Regions from separate parts of the Homo sapiens genome. Here region 1 is linked to region 2. A link is an interaction called in ENCODE POLR2A ChIA-PET data of the cell type or tissue named here. Cell type or tissue: PC-9. All regions are shown on one strand. Links, peaks and the distances in the headings refer to the core of each region. The heading gives the core; the rest is flanking DNA.

Evidence for each region. Peaks named below come from ENCODE experiments on the same cell type or tissue, not always from the same donor. Only the 100,000 strongest peaks of a DNase experiment are listed, where the experiment ranks them.
Region 1: POLR2A ChIA-PET joins it to region 2 with 11 read pairs; 2 of 35 experiments call an interaction of 5 or more read pairs at or near these places.

The regions. Positions count from the first base shown.
Region 1 is chr5:73,028,070-73,033,453 of GRCh38, forward strand. All of the region lies in intron 8 of FCHO2 (FCH and mu domain containing endocytic adaptor 2), which reads left to right. Among named protein-coding and RNA genes, the nearest start is that of FCHO2, 75 kb to the left of the region's middle. In PC-9, for the core only: no CTCF peak of the experiment used is centred there; DNase peaks (open chromatin) are centred at 2,592 and 3,132; H3K27ac peaks cover 2,914 bases.
Region 2 is chr5:73,538,873-73,544,256 of GRCh38, forward strand. No RefSeq gene overlaps it. Among named protein-coding and RNA genes, the nearest start is that of ANKRA2, 24 kb to the right of the region's middle. In PC-9, for the core only: no CTCF peak of the experiment used is centred there; DNase peaks (open chromatin) are centred at 1,539 and 2,849; H3K4me3 peaks cover 557 bases; H3K27ac peaks cover 3,275 bases.

The sequences.
Region 1 (5,384 bases), core at 83-5,082, 510 kb before region 2:
CTGTAGTCTTAGCTACTTGGGAGGCTGAGAGGGGAGTATGGCTTGAGCCCAGGAGGCAGAGAGGTTGCTGTGAGCTGAGATTGTACCACAGCACTCCAGCCTGGGTGACAGGGCGAGACTCCATCTGGGAAAAAGAAAAAAAGACTGAGTATACCAAATGCTATCAAGGTTGTGGAAGAACTGAAACTCACAAAGACTGCTGGTGAAAATATAAAATGGTGCAACCACTCTGGAAAATACCTTGGCAGCTTCTTAGAAATTTAAGCGTACACTTACCATATGATCCAGTTGTTCTACCCCTAGGCATTTACCCAAGAGAAAAGGAAATATATGTGCAAAGACTTGCATATGAATGTTCATGGCAGTTTTATTTGTAGTAGCTCCAAACTGTAAACAACCCAAATGTCCATTAACAGATGAACGGATAAACAAATTGTAGTATTTCCATGCAGTGAAGTACTACTCAACAATAAAAATTAATAAACTACTGATACATGCAATTACATGGATGAATCTCAAAGTAATTTTGCTGAGTAAAAGAAGCCAGACCAAAATAAGAATACATATTATATGATTCTTTTTTTTTTTTTTTTTTTTTGTGACAAGAGTCTCGCTCTGTCACCCAGGCTGGAGTGCAGTGGCGCGATCTTGGCTCACTGCAACCTCCACCTCCCAGGTTCAAGTGATTCTCCTGCTTCAGCCTCCCAAGCAGCTAGAACTACAGGCACGCACCACTATGCCCAGTTAGTTTTTGTATTTTTAGTGGAGACAGGGTTTCACCATAGGCCAGGGTGGTCTTGAACTCCTGACCTCGTGATCCACCCGCCTCGGCCTCCCAAAGTGCTGGGATTACAGGTGGAGCCACCGTGCCCAGCCCATACTATATGATTCTATTTATATAACTTTCTAGAAAATGTACACTAATTTATAGTGACAGAAAGCAGATCAGTGATTGCCTTGGGAAGGGTGGAATGGGTTACAAAGGAGCATGAGGTGATAATTATATATGTTATCTTGTGGTAGTAGACTCACAAATGTCAAAATTCATTAAACTGTACAATTTAAGTAGATGTAGTTTATCATATGTTAATTATACCTCAGAAAATCTGTTTAAAAAGGAGTTGGGAAGAATCATTTTAAGGGTTTTGGCATGAGTAACTGAAAGGATATGGTTGCAACTAACATGGAGAATGCTTATAGACATAAGTACTATAATTGAAAGTAGAAACAAGGGCTTTATCAGGATCATGGAAGATGAAAACATGACTCAACCTTATGAGTATGGGGACACTGTCAAAATGTGTATGTAAGAGGAGATTATATTTCAGTACTAAGATTCTGTGGAGAACTAGATAAAATTTTGGAATGTTTCACAGTGACTGAAATCTGTGGTTAAAAACCTATTTCTTTGATTTAAGACTATAGTTTCTAAATTTTTCTCATAGTTTTCAAGCCTTGGGTACTGTATTCGTCCATTCTAGTGTTGCTAAAAAGAAATAATCTGAGGCTAGGTCATTTATAAAGAAAAGATATTTAACTTGGCGCATGGTTCTACAGGCTTTATAGGAAGCATGGTGCTGGCATGTGCTTCTGGTGAGACCTTAGGAAACTTAAAATCATAGTGGAAGGCAACAGAGAGCCACCATGTCACATGGCAATAGTGGGAACATGAGACAGATGGGGGAGGTCCCAGACACTCTTAAACAACCAGATCTTGTGTGAAATAACTTAGCGAGAACACACTTATTACCAAGGGGATGATGCTAAGCCATTCATGAAAGATCCTCCTGCATGATCCAGTCATCTCCCATTAGGCCCCACCTCCCACGTGGGAATCGCATTTCCACATGCGATTTGGAGGGTACAGACATCCAAACCGTATCAGGTACATACAAGAATTATTTTTGGACATTTTTTTCTTTGCATTTTTCTTTTTTTATGTACAGAAATTGATTTCTTTTCTTTCTTTCTTTTTGTTTTTTTTTTTTTTGAGACAGAGTCTTGCCCTGTCACCCAAGCTGGAGTGTAGTGACATGATCTTGGCTCACTGCAACCTCCGCCTCCTGGGTTCAAGTGATTGTCCTGCCTCAGCCTCCCAAGTAGCTGGGATTACAGGGGTCCTCCACCATGCCCAGCTAATTTTTGTATTTTTAGTAGAGATGGGTTTTCACCATGTTGGCCAGGCTGGCGTTGGACTCCTGACCTCAGGTGATCTGCCTGCCTCGGCCTTTCACAGTGCTGGGATTACAGGCATGAGCCACCATGCCCAGCCAAGAAATTGATTTCATTGGTCCAGGGTGGATACCACTATATTTTAAAACTCCTCAGCTGATTGTAACTAGCAGCCATTGTTGAGAACCTATAGCATCACACTACATGAATGCTTGTTATAAATGGAGAATCTCAAATCCTATCCCAGTCCTACTGAATCAGAATCCGTATTTTAATAAGATCCCAAGATGCTCTGGGCTTTGTATGCACAGTATAATTGGAGAAGCACTGTCTAGACTAATTAAATATCTACCAGTGGCCACAGAGTCTACTAGGGCTGTATTTCTCAAAATGTGATTCCAGGACCAGTGGCATCACCTGGGAATTTGTTAAAAATGCAAATATTTGAGCTCCACCCTAGACCTTCTGAATAGAACACTGTGGGAGTGGAGCCCAGTAGTCTGTGGTTTAACAAGTTCTCCAGGTGATTCTCATACATAATATAGTTTAGAAGCATTGCGCCAGGAGTCTCTCATGAGGTTTGAAACTGCTGAATTGAGGAAATTGATTCAGCAAGTCCTTTTTTAAAACACATACTCCTGAAGTGAAGTGTCATTGATGTCTGCAACTTTCAAATGGTTTAGCAAAAGAAAAAAATTGTATAAGGCTATGTGGAGAGAGAGAGAAAGCAAATGCTATATTTGTTATCATTTACCTTTTATAAATGATACAACCTAGGTTCAAAAAGAGCATCTAGTTCAAAAAGAGTATCCAAATTAGAATTTGAGCCTCTATACCCTGTGCATATCACCACAAACTGGAGTGTGATTCTCTTTTTTGTGTTAGCTTGCCTGGCCTATCATCCCAGGCATCTGGGAATGTGACTGTGTTGCATTCCACAGGCCCAGGAGCAAGCTTGAAAATGTAGTAATTGATTTCCATTGTTATGAGTCACAACTCTTTCCTTGCTCATGCACACATGCACACACCCCTTCATTATCATCATTCCTTTTATTAAACTTTTAGTGTATGTCTGAGAGTGTTTGTGTTTAGCTCTGATTAGAAGCAGAAATATGCTTGATTTGAATAGCCCAGACTTTCTATTTGAGTTTTGAGGGCAGTTTTTAACTAATGTTAAAAACTTGTCCTGTTGATGGCCTGAGATTTAGGATTGATTCCGAAGCAACAGGGATTATTAATTAAATATTTCACATATTTTGTACTTTTCCTCAGTCCACAAAACATTTGTGGTGATCAAAGATTACCGTTCAGTAAGTTGCTTTTCTTCTTGTAACATCTTTTCAAAGTTTTAATCCAAATTAGGTTTGAATGGATTCTTTAGGTTGATGGCTTTTCTTATAGCATTTATTTATTCCTACCTGATGATTAAAGCATCATATTTAAGAATTGTTTTGCTTTGAATCATTGACCTCTTAGAGCTGTTCTTCTGTTCTATGAGTTTAATTGAACTCATAGTGGTGTTTTAAAATAATGTGTAAAAGAGCATCAGGAGACAGAGCCAAAATGGTTTTATTTGCTTTTATACAAACTAAATTGCCCTTGTGACCCAACATAAAATTTAAGTGCTAAGAGCAGTTATTTATTTTGACAAAAGAATTAATTGAGTCTAAAACAGTTAAAATTCCAGTTGTAGCAAACTATTCATTAAGACTCTCACTCTGGCTTTAGTACTGTCAAAAAAAATAACTTGTCTTATGATTAAATAGCAGAATGATGGGCAGTGGACTGCATTTGAAGGAGATGCTGAATAAACTTTCCACTTGTGAAACAGTTCAGAAGTGACATGCTACAGGGGGGGTCAGAATGTGCATTGATATCCAGCTGAGTTGTCAACTGGCACTGAGCCAGGCACGCAAAGCCTTGCCATGTGAAGCGGCATGTGGAGCATATGCCATTTGTAAAAGAAAATCTTGTTCATGCATGATTTAATGGTTTTTTTAAAAAGGTAGTATTTAGTTTTATTATGCCAGAAATCATTATTTCTATCTTTAATAGAAAAGTTTGTGTGGATGGTACTCAATTTAAAATTTTTAATATATATTTTTTGATTTGAAGTGATTTGGCATCTTTCAAAATGTGTTTTTTTTGGACATTTTTCTATTTCAAATGGATTTTAAGAGGATGTTTAGAAAACATAAGAGAAATCAAGATATGTTTACTATAGGAAAAGAGTTTTGTGAGAACAAAAAGGAGAATTTTGTTTAAAGGGACTGATTTTATGGAGTTAAGAGATGTCTTTACTGTTTTCACATGTATGAAGTCATCCAAAGATTTTACAAATCTTTTTTTCTGTATGTACCATATTTGCTAAGATGATGATGTAAAAGTCCTTCTAGATAATATATATTTAGTATTTGTAAACAAGGCAATTTGGCATTGGTGTTTTGTTTTTATGGTACTTACTTTTTTCTACTCTCTAGAGTAAGCGTGTGGCCTGAGCATTAGAGATTCTGTAAATAGTTAATGGGTAGAAATTATGTGGATGTGTAGCTGTAGGAGAATTTTTGACTAACCACATGCCTGATTGCCTTTTTTTGGTAAACCCTTTCTTGTCTCAACAGACGATTATATTTTCTCAAGCTTTATTAGTACTTGGAAAAGCCAATAATATATAATAAGCTGTTGGTAATTTAGGTAGAGATTTGTTATTCATAATTTTTATACTAAGTGAAAAGTTGCTAATTTGCACATCTCAATTTCTTTACCCTTATTGATTTTTCAGCCTGCCTTCATCTCATTGTAAATTGTTACGATAGGCCTCTAAGGGATTCTAAGAACAAGCTCAGTACCCTTTTATTAAATGATTTCTCAGCTTCCAGATTTGCAGAATGGGTTTGAATAAAGTCCTTAAATTTTTAATTGGGTCATTTTCTGACTCTTTAAGGCTTTTTTGGATAGAAGTGATAAACATTTTTTTTAGTCCTTGTTCATATTTAGAAGAATGTATTAGTAAGGAACATACTAATAATTGATTAGGACCTTGTTTATCAACTCACTTCTATGACTGTTTTATTCTGCTTATTAGTAAATGTTAATTTATTTTATTTGAATGGAAACTAGAACCACACAGAAATAAATCTTAGGTTTAGGGGGAGGGAGAGGGACATTAAGACAATATTTTTAGATCCCCCTATTTGTAGAGAAATCTTTCT
Region 2 (5,384 bases), core at 200-5,199:
TTTTCTGTGTAAGCTGCTGAGACTTTAAGCCCTAGGACTCAAGAGCAGGCTTGACTCTCTCCCAGGTAAACTTGCATTTACCTGGCAGGTACGTAGGGACCTCCTGAGCTGGAGCAGATACCTCTCTCAGAACTTCAAAAAGCCAAACCTCAGAGCCCCCTGTAGTTTCCAAAATGGACCCTTCTAGAAGCTGTGGGGAAGCTTGTGACTAGGAGACAATGAACCCAGATCTGCACAAAACAGGTGAAGACAGAGGCATCCTCAAACTGTCGTGGGGCGGGAGGGGTGGTGTCACTTGGGAATTCCTTCCCCCTTTTCCTCTTGATGGACCTAATTTGAAATAATCCTTCCCAGGTCCTGACTAAATTTCTGCCAGAAGCCTTTTTTTTTTTTTTTCGACAGAGTCTCATTCCGTTGCCCAGGCTGCAGCGCAGTGTCACAAATTGGCTCACTGTAACCTCCGCCTCCCAGGTTCAAGAGATTCTTCTGCCCCAGCATCCCAGTAGCTGGGATTGCAGGTGTGCACCATCATGCCCAGCTAATTTCTGCATTTTTAGTAGAGGTGGGGTTTCACCATGTTGGCCAGGCTGGTCTCAAACTCCTGGCCTAAAGTGATCCACCTGCTTTGGCCTCCCAAGGTGCCAGGATTACAGGCATGCACCACTGTGCCCAGCTGCCAGAAGGATTATAAACCAGCATGACCCAGGCACCTGGAGATGCAGAAAATCTGACCCCCCAGTCCTGTGGCCTTGAAAAATGTGCTCAGGTAAGGATCACAGAAAATGGTCTTCGGCAGACAGAAAGATTAGTGCTGGATTTTATTATTTTGTAAATGGTTTAGCCTATTTATAACTTATGAAGCAGAAACTAAAAACAGCTTAAGTATATGTTTATTTTAATTGGAGATGGGCATATGTTTATGTATGCCAATAACTTTTTGAAAGTATGTCATTATAATGAAACTATTATAAAGATGTGCATATGGGTGCATGTTGTATATATGTCAGCAGACACATATTGACATTTATGCAAAGTTGGTTATTGGAAGTGACTGGTAGTAGATATGACTGGGCTGTTCTTGTGCATAATCTTTGGTCCCTGGAAACCCTGAAGGACTGAGCGTGACCCAGGCAGTGGGTTTCTTCCCCATCAGCTTGGTTGCTTGGCGTTTATCTGCAACTGTCTTCCAAGTAAAGCTTCCCAGGAACTAGAGTCTGGGAAAACCTTACTGGGACTTTGGGTGCCTTTAAGCCATTGGCTATGACAGAGAGAAGTTGTTACTGGAAGGCTCTTGTGACATAACTGAGGGGTTCCTGCTTAGGAGGGCTCTTTTATTTATTTTTGAAAAAAGTAGAAATGTCACCTTTTTTATGATTCAGATGATCTGAAGGCACATCCTTTGCAGTGGAAAGAGAAGAGACTCCTGTTACCTACAATAGAAGGAATAGCCTAGACTGCACTGAATGCAGTGACTCATTGTGGGTTACAGGACATACTGGAGTAAATGCGCCTTACTGGAGTGAGACTTCAGTGACAGAGGGTTGAGTTGAGACTCGTCATCTTGTCTCATTCCTAGGAGGTGCTCAGTGAATACTTATGAAAAGGAAGGGAGGGAGTGTTGAGGGAGGGAGAGAGGGAGGGAGGAAAGCGGCAGGGTCTGAGCCTTCAGGAAGCAGGTGTCAGGCTCAGCTGGAATAATTTAGCCCTGCCAAAGATAACCTGGAAGGATCTTTTCAGAAAAAGGACAAAGCATTTCCCAAAGTAACTCATTTCTCAGTATTTGGAGGGTTGCAAACTAGGCACAACTTGTGTCCTTGCCTGGCGGTCAGTCTGGGCATGATGGATGAACCAGTGGAATGGGTGGCCCCAGGGCTCTGCTGATGGAGGCTGTGTTGTATGGGGTGTAGGCTCTTCTCAGGGAAGGTTTGTGGAGGATGTTGAGCCAGTGAGGGATGGTGGGAGTGTGTGGTGAATGTCTCTGATGCTGGTCCCTCAGAGAGGAGAGAAGGAGGAGAGGAAGAGGGAAGAAAGGAAAGAGGGAAGGAGGAGAAGAGGGGAGGGGACATCACAGCAAACATGACCAGAACCAGAGGGACTGTCTTCACAAAGGACTCCTGGTGCTCAGGTGGCAAAATGGGACCCAGAGTCTAGGGTAGGGATATTCTCCTTATTTCTTGTAACTGTCAACATTCTTAGCATCAGAAACCAACTCTGGTTAAACCAAAAAGGAACTGACTGAAAAGCACCTGGTTCACAGAAACATGGGGAAATCTTGAGAAGCAGGCAGGAGAAAGGGTCAGGCAGCTGCAGGTCCACAGCCAAAATCTTGCCAGTGAGGACATGGCCGTCACATTTTGTGCAGCATCTGCTGCTCCCGGAAACCAGTTATTGCTGTAGCCACTCTGACTTCATTTCTCATACTGCTTTGGATCAGCAGCCACCAATTCAAAACTCTGGGGCTAGCGTGTCTGACTGGTTAAGCCCAGATCACATCCTTGTACTCTAGCTTCAAGGGAGGTGGGAAGAGGAAGGCTTGGGTGGAAAGACTGGACTCTTTGGCTTTCTTAAAAGGAGGTGGAGAGTCAAAAAGGCCCACGAATGTCCACCATTTTCCTGCTCAGTACCATGTGATTTCCCAAAGGAAACCCACACTGCTTAGCCAATTTGAGACGTTGTTTTGGGAGCACTGGAGTACTGGTAAATTTAAACACACACACACACACACACACACACACACACACACACACACACACACACAGCCTGCTCTGAAAACATTAACATAAAGCTGAAAGATAAATTGGCTGTTGGAATAAACTTCCTGGAACACGTTGTTTCAAGATGAATCAGCCAGCCATCTATTTACTTACCTTTATGCACAAAAGGAAAAGAGAGAAGGAGGGTGTTCTAAGACGATTGTGCTTAACAAAGAACAGAATGGTAGTTTATACTTCTAAAATTACGAATCTCAGTTTGAATAGAGTTATCCATGACTACCAGTCGGCATTCAAGGTTTTTAGAGATTAGAATCTTATTTTGCAGAAATTATATCAAACTTTGAAAGCCAGATAATCTTGGAAAAGGACTTTTTACAGACAACCTCACAAGGAAACTGTTATGGTTACTAAATATAAAACAGGATCGCATTTTTGTAAATATTTTAGCCTCCAAATTTAATGAAAATTTTAAAAATTAGGGCTAGCATTTCATCTTTCCTGCTGGCATCAGTAGCTCTTTTCTCTATTGTGTGCAGTTACGAGGACTTGCCTTTTCAAGCCACAGAATTCCATTTGCTGGAATTGAGTCCAAAAGCTCAGGCAGGCCTTAAGGAAATCTATGACTTGGTAAACTCATAAGGGACTCTGAGGCTGTACTGGTCTCCTCTTATAAAACGGATGTTCATAACCCCCTGATCCTGAAGTTATTCACAGAAGCTCATCTTTCTTGGGGGAATTTTTAATTCCCTATTCTCATTTATATACTTTGGGTAGGGGGCGGATTCTAATTGACTTAAACGAATTAGCATGTCCCCCCTTGAGCAAACTGATTAGATCAGGGATGGGCATATGATCATGTCAGTGTGTGTGTGTGTGTGTGTGTGTGTGTGTGTGTGTGTGTGAGAGAGAGAGAGAGAGAGAGAGAAACAGAGACAGAGAGGCAGAGACAGAGATAAAGAAAGAAAAAATCCCAGGACTTTGGCAGGAGCCCCCAGAAGAGAGAATCTCTCTCTCTCCCTCTCTGGAAAGCATAGAGTGAGAGTGAGGTCTTGCAGTTGCTGGAGCTGATGGATGAAGCCAACCATGTGGAAAGCAGAAGACAGGGAAATAAAGAAATGAGATCTTTCAGTTGCTAGATCAGGTCTCACCTAACATTGTAATCACTTTTTAATTTTGTGAGCCAATAAATGTCCTTTATTATTTATTTATTTTTGACACAAGGTCTTGCTCTGTTGCCCGCCTGGCAGTGGCAGGAATACAGCTCACTGCAGCCTCAGCTTCCTGGGCTCAAACAATCCTCCCACCTCAGCCTACCAAGTAGCTGGGACTACAGGCACATGCCACCATGCCTGACTAATTTAAAACCATTTTTAGGCCTGGTGCAGTGGCTCATGCCTGTAATCCCAGCACTTTGGGAGGCCAAGGCAGGTGGATCTTCTGAGGTGAGGAGTTCGAGACCAGCCTGACCAATATGGTGAAACCCTGTCTCTACTGAAAATACAAAATTAGCCGGCCATGGTGGCAGGTGCCTGTAATCCCAACTACTGGGGAGGCTGAGCCAGGAGAATCGCTTGAACCTGGGAGGCAGAGGTTGCAGTGAGCCTGAGCCAAGATCATGCCATTGCACTCCAGCCTGGGCAACAAGAGTGAAACTCCGTCTCAAAAAACAAAAACAAAGCACAAACAAAAAAAACATTTTTTTGTGGATGCAGAGGTCTCACTATGTTGCCCAGGCTGGTCTTGAACTGCTGGACTCAAGTGATCTTCTTGCCTTGCCTCCCAAAGTGCTGAGATTACAGGAGTGAGCCACCACACTAGGCTCATTTGTTGTTTAAATGAGTTGAGTTCTATCTCTTGTAATTGAATAATCTCTCATTGATGGACTGAAAAAAACACTTGCAACTAAATAGTCCTTAGTATCTCAGTATGTAAGTATTAAAATATACCTTAGCATAAAAAAGTATTTCTTAGTATATAATTTTCATGGTATACAAAGAATTTTTAAAATTAAGAAAAATAATAATAACCTAATAGAAAGCAAAGAACAAAAACACTTAAAAAATGGCTAATAAATATGTGAAAACTGTTCTATCTTGTTTGTGATTAAAGAATTGTACATTAAAATGGAAATAGGCTACCATTGTTAATAATTGGAATGATGAAGATCAAAAAGTGAGAAACCATACAGGTTGGTGAACAAAGGGCAAACACGTACTCAGTACTGGCAGGAGCTGGGGGTTGGGGGTAATAAATTGGAAGGCAATTGGCAATATCTACCAAGATTTTAGGTAAATATATCCTGTGATCAGGCAATTCCACTACTAGAAATTTATCTCACAGATAAATTCCCACAAGTGCACAAACATGTACATAAGAGCTCATTACAATATTATATGAAACAGTAAACTATAGTGAAGGAGCCCAGGGAATTTCTGAGGCACTCTGACATGCTGATATTTTAAATTTAAGACTCTTGAAGGTCAGCAGATGCTGCAAAAGGCTCTCCTCTGATATACCCTTATCAACCTAAGACTGGACCCACCAAAGAGAGCTGAACTGCATCCCATCTCCTCCCTGGAATCTCATTGTTTATTGCAGAAAAGAAGACTGGGGAATGCAACCACGCCCAGATGGACATTTCACATAAGACACGGATTGATGCATTGGACT